2 separate regions of the Homo sapiens genome follow, and region 1 is linked to region 2. Evidence: chromatin contacts called from ENCODE Hi-C data. All regions are on one chromosome and are shown on one strand. The core of a region is the stretch at or near the end of the contact, and the rest is flanking DNA. Distances in the headings are between cores, read along the strand shown. Region 1 overlaps FAM53B (family with sequence similarity 53 member B). Region 2 has its middle 130 kb from the start of OAT.

What was found. A loop is a pair of places that touch in the nucleus more often than their neighbours do. Pooled maps may share reads with other maps.
Region 1: a map with no recorded cell type shows a loop between it and region 2 (6-fold over the local background). The contact joins two enhancer-like sites. A Hi-C loop is called at or near these places in 2 of 37 single-sample maps with no recorded cell type and 2 of 50 pooled maps.

What each region holds. Positions count from the first base shown.
Region 1 is chr10:124,716,239-124,721,047 of GRCh38, reverse strand. All of the region lies in intron 1 of FAM53B (family with sequence similarity 53 member B), which reads left to right. Among named protein-coding and RNA genes, the nearest start is that of FAM53B-AS1, 15 kb to the right of the region's middle. Within about 2 kb of position 1,712, at least 33 of the 41 ENCODE cell types and tissues checked have a DNase peak (open chromatin) inside an H3K27ac peak, as active enhancers do.
Region 2 is chr10:124,284,072-124,288,719 of GRCh38, reverse strand. No RefSeq gene overlaps it. Among named protein-coding and RNA genes, the nearest start is that of OAT, 130 kb to the left of the region's middle. Within about 2 kb of position 3,044, at least 4 of the 41 ENCODE cell types and tissues checked have a DNase peak (open chromatin) inside an H3K27ac peak, as active enhancers do.

The DNA.
Region 1 (4,809 bases), core at 463-2,962, 430 kb before region 2:
TTGTATTTTTGGTAGAGATGGGATTTTGCCATGTTTCCCAGGCTGGTTTTGAACTCCTGAGCTCAAGCCATCCGCCCGTCTTGGCCTCCCAAAGTGCTGGGATGACAGGTGTGAGCCACCGCACCCGGCCCAGATTTCTGAACTTTAGCGGTCCCAGTTATTTTATCATGCTATTTTTATCAAGATATTTTAATAATACCCTCTGCCTTTTAGTGCATTTTAATTTAGTTTTTATTTCACTCATCCATCAGTTGTTAATAGTTTTCACTTCCATGGGAGGGGACTGTGGCTTATGTATGTTCATGTCTTCAGCCCCTACCATCATCCCAGCAGTCACAAAGTAGTCACTCAGTAAGGGTTTGTTGAATGAATGAGTACAGTTGCCTGCCACGCAGGCTTTTGTCAGGACTGGTGGCATGCTGTTAACTGTTCATCCAGCACACTGGAAACTGGGTTTTGGTGCTTCAATGTCAACCTCTGACCAGTACTTGTTAAATTTCATCAATTCTGATCCCATCCAGTTATTCAGTCGGATAGGGTTTCTTTTTTTGTTTTTACATTTTATGACTTAAAAAAAAATTATTTTCGAAGCTAGGACCTCACTTTATTGCCCAGGCTGGAGGCAGTGGTGTGATCATGGCTGACTGCAGCCTTGGCTTGCCTAAGTGATTCTCTTGCTTCCGCCTCCTGAGTATCTGGGGCTGCAGGCACATGCCACCATGCCTGGCTAATTTATTTTTTGTCAAGACGAGGTCTCACTATATTGCCTAGGCTGGTATTATTATTATTTTTAAGTCTGAGAACATATCTATGCCACCTCCCTTGGGTCTGCTCCTGATCGAGGTGGCCAGTGTTGGTGGTTTGTTTGTTTTTTTTTTTTTTTTTAGATGAAGTCTCTCTTTTGTCACCCAGGCTGGAGTGCAATGGCGCGATCTCGGCTCACTGCAACCTCCACCTCCCAGGTTCAAGCAATTCTCCTGCCTCAGCCTCCCAAGTAGCTGGGATTACAGGCGCCCGCCACCACACCCTGCTAATTTTTGTATTTTTAGTAGAGACAGGGTTTCACCATATTGGCCAGGCTGGTCTCGAACTCCTTACCTCAGGTGATCTGCCTGCCTTGGCCTCCCAAAGTGCTGGGATTACAGGCGTGAGCCACTGTGCCCGGCCGTGTTGGTTTTTTGATGTGTAACTTTTCCTTCTCCTGCACATTTTTGAACTCCATCCAGATGACACTGGGGAAGAACCCCTTTCCACAGCGAGGTGAAGGCCAGTCCACATTTGGTTTGGGAGGTGCATGGAGGAGTGCTCAGAGGCCTGGCTTTAGAGTTTTGCTGCTGACTTAGTGAATGAGCTTCCTGAGAGCAAGGGAAGTACAACCAAGCCTGGTTCAGATGGCTCCACTAGGGGGACAGTGACAGCTATAGCCGCAGCTGGTGTACTTGGCAGTCTTTCAAGCATTTTGGGGTGTGCTGCGGACAAACAATAGAATGAATCTTTGTTTCTGGAGCCTGGGCCATTTCTAACGAGGAAGATGATTACTCATTTTTGGAAGTTGGGTTAACTCTTCCAGAGTCTTTTGACTCTCGCTTAGATCTGTAACGAAAAGCCGAGAAGAGTTCACCTTGGCATCCCAAGGTGTTTGCTTTAAAGCCGGGTGACTCTGGTTGGCTGTGTCATTTCCTCTTTAACACCCCTCCACCCAGGTCTTTGCCCTAAGTCAGGAGGCCTGATTGTCATATCCAGAGTGCTTAGAAGGAAGTGGGGCAAGTGTTTGCAAATGAGGTGCCCCTTTCTTCTCCTGTTCCCCCACCCCCATGGCATGCCAAAAAATAAAGAAGGAGCTCAAGACCCGTTGAGCAGCTGTTCCTCCAAACTTCTTAGATTAATTCCGTGGCCAGTTCTAAGTAATTTAAAGCCAAATGCCTGGACTTAGCTTTGAATTAGGACTTCATGAAGCCTTTCTTCGTCTTCTTCCTTCTTTCTTCTTCTTCTTTTTTTTTATTTTTTTTGTGAGACAGGATCTTTCTCTGTCACTTAAGCTGTAGTGAAGTGTTGCTATCATAGCTCACTGCAGCCTTGACCTTCCTGGCTCCCTACTCAGCCTCCTGTGTAGCTGGGACCACAGGTGTATGCCACCATACCTGGCTATTTTTTAAATTTTTTATAGAGATGGGGATTTCTCCATGTTGCCCAGCTGGTCTTGAACTCTTGGGCTCAAGCATTTCACCTGCGTCAGCCTGCCCAAGTGCAGGGATTATAGGCGTGAGCCACTGCGCCTGGCGGTGAAGCCCTTCTTTGCAGAAATCTCTTTCTCTGCCTTAAGAGGCAAGAATCTGGTGCTATTTTGATCTGTGAATAGACAGATGGCTGTTGTTACACATGCAGCGGCTCCCCCGCCATTGTGCTGTGGCTGGTGGTGGGAGTAGTCTTACTAGAATTTATCCTGCCCTCCAGAACCCTCCCCTGCAGTAGGAGTCAGGTAGATAGCTTTGGCTGTTTGACCTGAGAGGTGCCACAGAGCTCGGGTATACTTGTCATGTGACAGACCCGCCTGGCAGCTTAGAGTCCCTCCAGTTTTGTTTTGGCAGATGATGGCATTCTCGAATGTGTGGTGGAGCTTGCAGCGCGATGTGGGGGTAGAAGGGAGAAGGCGGAAGGCTTACCATGTGATTGATGAGCCTGTCTGATTAATTTCTACAACAGACCCTGTAGGTTGGTAGATATGACTCAGTCAGATCAGGAAGGGGGAAGTCCTGAAGTGTGAGCTGAGGTTAGGATGTGACCTCTGATGAGTGGGTGGCACATGGGCAACCTGGTGCCTCTCGTGCCTATAGCAGTTCTTACAGAGCTTGTTGGGACCTTCTTGCATCACCTGTCATGTCCCAGTGTGATATAGTCTTAGACCGGTGTGTTGGGGCTACCAGCCTGCAGGCCTCCTAGATAAAGAGATCACTGCCCTCGCAGCTGTGTTCCAAGGCCCAGCTGCTGAGAGATTACCTTCCCTCTGTGCAGTGTCTTTGGGGGTTCTGTGAGAGCTGTAGACACCAACAGGAATGCTTCTCCCTGCCTGCTGAGTGACTGGAGCTGCACCGGTAGGAAAGCTGTGTCTGTAGCCTGGGCTGGGGGTGGATTGTCCTGCAGGAGAGGGAGAGTCCGAGAGCTCATAAACATTTTGTAAAGGAAAAGGAGATTCTTGTCCTGAGAGTTGTCCTAGAAGATGAAGATGTCAAAACTGGTCACTGGCTAACTTCCTGGCTCTCCAAGAAACTCCTCTAAATCAGGTTGTTGTTAGCGTCACTGAAAGACACCAAGATGCCCCTGTATGCATAAGGATTGAGCTTGGAAAATGCAATCACGCATACATCCCCATCCTCACCCCATGGATATGTAAGAGAGGGGCAGGTTCTGCAACACCACCTCCCCGCTACCTCGGTCCCACCCATTGGAAGAGTCCCTGTGGCCTGCTCCGACTCTGCTTTATGGGAGGTCATAGCCAGGGCACTTTGATGGCAGCAAGTAAGGATTTGGCCTTTGCCTTTGTCCAGTTTCCTGGGACCTTGAACTGCAGGTCAGGTCTGAGTAGGACTGGAAAGGCCAGCATAGCAGTTGTTCCAGGACAGGCATCATCAGCTTACTGTCCTTTCTTATAGTTCATTCAGTACCTTCAAATCTATTGATTTTCATGCTCTCTCCAGAGTTGCCATTTGCCTGTGACACGTGAGGAAACTGAGGCCCAGAGAGTCATAAAGACCTGGCTGAAGCCACACAGCTGATACGTGACTACAGTTAGAGTCTCACTAGTCAGAAACGGAGCTTATCTGGCCCAGCATCCTATTTGACTCATGAGGGAACTGAGGCTCCGAGGAGGGAAATAACTTGGCAAACTGGGCAGAGCCAGTAAGTGGCACTGTCAAGCCCAGAGCCCCCATCCCCTAAGTCCTGCTTGATCCACCTAGGCCACACAGCCTTTTGTTTGGGTCTTTCCATTTTTGTTTTTAAATCTTTTTTTTCCACCCCTCTTCTGTTGGTTTTTAGTCATGGTTTGAGTAAATTCAGTATACTTATAAATAGGTCCGACTGAAGAACAGGTCATGGTTGTCTTAGGCTAAGTGGCTTAACATGATAGTAGATTATCTTTGGGGCCCGCTGCGGTCCCCTCATTGTCCTCTGGTTCTCTTCCCATTCTTTCCCTTCCCCCGGTTTGGAGCAGAAGGCGGCATCTAGCTCTGTGGCCACTCGGTAAGTGTGAGTTCTCCTCTCTCCGTGCCTCTTGTCCCTCGTCTCCTTCCTTTTGAGTGTGTCAAGCAGCTTCCAGTCTATAGCAAGCTCTTCTTTCATAGTGTTTGTGGGTTAAAAGGACATGAGCGGTCGTGAGAATTATGGGAGTGCCTATAGGAAGCTCGTCCATCAGTTATTTTTCATTGATAAATGGACTCTTGACAAGTCATGCATGCAGTTGGCTTCAGTTTCAAGAAACAACATGGGCTGTCTCATTCCCATGTTGAGATTTGTTTTGGCTTTTTGGATCCCAGCACTTTTATGTCCCTGAATAATGTCATTCCTCCCCCTCCTCTTGAAATGTTATTTGCTTTAAAAAGCAGAAAATCCCTACAACATTGAAAAGTCCAGGAGAACAGAGTTCCGATTTGGTTCAGCAGCTCAGTTTACTGTTTTGTCTTGTTTTGTTTTTCCCCCTTCCATTAAGGAGACACATAGGCGAGCCTGGGCCACTTTGTTCAGCCAGGGGCCCAGGTCAAGTCTCTTTCAAGCTGTGTAGTGTGACTCCCAGTCCTTCCCCAAGTGTGGCCT
Region 2 (4,648 bases), core at 1,795-4,294:
TCACAACTTGAATAATTCAAGACCTATTTCCCGCAGCACAGACAAAGGACAGGGCATGATTATTCACCAGCTTCGTGGTGCTGACACAGGCAGGACAGCAAGCCCCGATCACAGCTTATTCAGCCAGCAGGTTGGCAATTACACGATTCTTGCTATGTTTTGAACGTTTTAAGAGGGGAGATTTGCATTGTTTAGTATTTTGTGCACAGGGAGGTTTCCTTGATATTTTTGTTTTTTAAATTTTAAATGTTTATGTATTTTCATTTTTGAGACAGGGTTTTGCTCTGCCACCCAGACTGCAGTGCAGTGCTGTCATAGCTCTCTGCAGCCTCGACTTCCTGGGCTCAAGCAATCCTCCTGCCTCAGCCTCCCAAGTAGCTGGGATCATAGGCATGCACTACCACACTCAGCTAATTTTTTAAATTTTTTATGTAGAGATGAGGTCTCCTTATGTTGCCCATGCTTGTCTGGAACTCCTGGGCTCAAACGATCCTCCTGTCTCCGCCTCCCAAAATGTTGGGATTACAGGTGTGAGCCACTGCGCCCAGCCTCTTGACATTTTTAAGCCACATTTTCTCAAAAATTTAAATCACTTGGAGTGTACCACACACCTATTATTAGCACCCTGAGGGCTGTGGGTCCCATGGCACCCACTTTGGGAACCATCGGTGTGGCCTTTCACAGTGCCAGAGTGCTTCGACGGGGCAGCCGCTGCTAAATCAGACCCCTGCACCTGGAATCTCCCAGTTGAGCAAGGCCTGAGTGCTGGGCCCAGAGCTGGGTAAGCCCTTGCACTGGTGGCTGCAGTGGGGAATGGCCTCCTCTTTCCTGCTCTTCTCCAGCCTTCAGCCCATGCGTCCCAGGAAGCCTCGGTGGGGTCCTGCAGCAGGGTGCTTCCGGGCCTGGGGACCTTCGAGCTAATCTTTGACATTGAAGGGCTTGGTGGGGCTGGTTCTCCTCGCATTTTTATCACTACTGAGTCAAGTGCCTTGGAAAAGATTAAAGAAAGTTCCACCCTTGGCTTTTACTTAATTTCCTTTTGTTCACATCTGCCAACAACTAAAGCAAAGAGGAATTGCCTTCTTGAAGGTGCTCTGGTCCTCAGTTCAGATGCCCACAGAGCTGTCCAGGAGCGCGGGCACCTGGTGACAGGAGACCTCTTAAAACACATCGATGGAGCCCTAATGTGTGCAAGGCCCGGGCCAGGCCCCCCACACCTCCCGTCTTTCAGTCTTTATTGCGATTCACTAGCAAGGCTTTGTTGTTCTACTTCTCAGATGAGGATGCTGATGCCGAGTCCAGTGGCTTACTTTCCCAAGGCCACATGGCCAGTGAGTACCAGAATCAGGGAGGAATTTAGACCTCATGGCTATAAAGCCACACTCCTTCCTGGTTCCTTCTGAGACCAGGGCATGTTAGTGGCATCCTGCCAACCTCTCTGTGAATTTAGGTCTCTCAGAATCTCCTTGTAGTAATAATAATTGTTCCGTCCGGCCCTGCCTGGCAGGATTCTAAGCACTTCCATTTCAGAGGAAACGCTGATGTTTCTGCCTGCCCAAGTTGCTATCATCTATTCTTTGGGAATGGCCCCTTAATACTCCCTTGAAGAAAGCACCCTCTTTTCCTCTGAGTGGGGTTGTGTGGTTGACTCCATCTCCTCTACCTCCCTCAAATCATACAGATTGGTTCAGGAATAGGGATGTGGCCCAGCCCAACCAGTGAGACCCAGCCTTGGAAGTTTTGCTGGAAAGAGTTGCTGTTGCTTTGTGGGGGCTGCCAGGCTGGTAGAAGCTAGAATGCTGGGGAGCATGTTTTCCACCTGCTGGAGGATGTCTTCTCGAGAATAGAGCTGACCTAGGGGGAAAGCAGAGTGAGGTGGAGGGAGGTGAGCTCTACCCATCACTGGAACACCTGGATCCAGCTGAGCCTGAAGTAGGATCATGGACTTTTCAGCTTCATGAAACAATGTATTTTCTTTTATGTTTGAGGCTGCTGGTTTGGGTTTCTATCTCTTCTGTCCAGTCATTCAGTCTCCACTGAGAGGCCCCATAGCATGGTGGTTAGGGAAGATCTCAGAACCATGGCCAACTCTGCTACTTACTACCTGTGTGACATTTGGCAAGTTATTCCATCTCTCTGTGCCTCGGTTTTGCAGATTTGATGCTCAAATCTGTGAGGGGCCACCCCAGGGGCTCCTCCTCCCTCTCTGTTCATGCTCCTGTCCCTGAGCAGAGCCCTTTCCTTTCGCATGCAGTTCCAGGCTCCTGCGAGGCCTCGAGCGGTTTCTCATTCAGACCCGGTCCCCTCATCCCTCCCATGCCCACCTCTAAAGCTCCCAGTGAAAACAGAGCTACCGTTCCCTTCCTGCAGGGCAGGGGCCAGGGCACAGCCACCCCCGCAGTCACTGCTAACCTGTTGGGGTTGGCGATGACTTTCTGTCCCAGCGACAGCAGTTGCATTAAAAAAATGAAAACTCGTTTTTAGCACCAAAGTAGTGCATAGACATAGTTTTCTGTTTTGAAAAGTTCAAACAGCATAAAAGGATGTAAAAATAGAAAATACAAGTTTCTCACCTCCTGGCCACCCCAGTCTTATTCCCCAGAGATAACCACAGCTCGCAGTTCCCTGAGTATTTTTGCCGTGCCTCGGCAAAACCATGTGGCTCTGTTTGCTTCTTTCAACTGAAAATAGCCTTTGGAGAGCCTTCATATGGGCGCTTCCGGCTCTGCTGCACGGCTCGCTTGTGTGTGTGTGTTTTCCTTTAAAAACTGTGGTAAAATATGCATAACAAAAAAATGTATCACCGTAACCGTTTTTAAGTGTACCGTTCAGTAGTGCTAAGTACATTCACATCATTATGCAACCAATTTCCAGAACTTTTTCATCTTGCAAAACTGAAATTTTATAACTGTGAAACAACAATTTCCCCTTCCCACCTCCTCCCAGCCCTGACAGCCATCATTTTACTTTCTGTCTCTATGAATTTGACTACCCTAGAGAGCTCATATATGTGAAACTATAGAGTATTTGTCTTTTTGTGGTTGTCTTATTTCACTCAGTAGAGTGTCTTCAAGGTTCATCCGTGTTGTAGCATGTGTCAGAGCTTTCTTCCTTTTTTTTCTTTTTTTTTTTTTCTTGAGACGGAGTTTCGCTCTTGTTGCCCAGGCTGGAGTGCAATGGCACGATCTTGGCTCACCACAACCTCTGTCTCCTGGGTTCAAGCGATTCTCCTACCTCAGCCTCCCGAGTAGCTGGGATTACAGGCATGTGCTACTATGCCCAGCTAATTTTATATTTTTAGTAGAGACGGGGTTTCTCCATGTTGGTCAGGCTGGTCTCAAGCTCCCAACCTCAGGTGATCTGCCCACCTCAGTCTCCCACAGTGCTGGGATTACAGGCGTGAGCCACTGTGCCTGGTGCTTTCTTCCTTTTTAGGGCAGAATAATATTGTATTGTTTGGATATGCCACCTTTTGTTTATCTGTTCATCTGCGGGCGAACATGTGGGTTGCTCCCTCCTTTTGGCTATTGTGAATAGTGCTGCTATGAACATGGGTGGACAAGTAGCTCTTCTAGACCCTGCTTTCAATTCTTGGGTGTGTACCTAGAAGTGGAATTGCTGGATCATATGGTAGTTCTATTTTTAATTTTTGGAGGCACTGCCGTACTGTTTTCCATAGTGGCCACGCCGCTTTACATTCCCACCAGCAGTGGACAAGGGTTCTAATTCCTCCACATCCTTGCCAACGCTTGTTATTTTCTGGTTTTTGATAGTAGCTATAATGATGGGCGTGAGGTAGTATCTCATGTGGTTTTGGTTTGCATTTCCTAAATGGCTAGTCTTGTTTTGCGTGTGTTTTAAAAGATATAATTATGAATATTTTCAATACACTCAAAAGTAGAGATAGAGCCGCCACCCAGATTCAACAGTTAGTAAGATTTTTGCCCTATTTCCTTTCTCTGTCTCCTGAATGATTTCATAGCAAGCCCCAGACACAAGGTCTCATTGCCGCAGAATCCAATGAGCATTTCTAAAACCCTGGATATCTCCTTACACGCCAGCATCACTATCAGCCTAAGTGTTTCTTTGGTATCACTAATATCTAGTCCATAATCAAATCTCCCTGATTGTTTTGAAAATGCATTGTTTCAGTTTTCATAGGGGCCTTCTAGAAGATCTGTGTCTGAGCCCAAAGACTCTTAACTCCATCAATCTTTCGCGAGACAGGTGGCGGGGAGGTTGGGAGCACAGGACACACAGTCAGATCAGATTTAAATCCTGGTTCTGTTGTTGATTGGCTGCTAGGTGGCCTTGGCAAGGTACTTATCCTTTTGAGCCTCAGTTTGTTAACCTGTGCAATGGAGAGAGCCACGGCATCCATGGCCCAGAGATTAAATGCGATAGCATGTGACATGCTTAGCACTGCCTTGGGCACATAATGAGTGTGCAAGACTTGGGAGCTGCTCCTGTCGTTACTATGACTTCAGTGTAATTTTCACAAAGTCTCACTCCCACAGAGAGTTTTCAGACATCACGGAAGTCCTGCAGGAAGGAGAGCAGAAGGGGCTCCTATGCCTGCGCCCCCATCACAGTGAGTAGAGGGTGCTCCATTGTCCTGGGGTCGGCCTGTGTCTGGGCCCTGTTATTC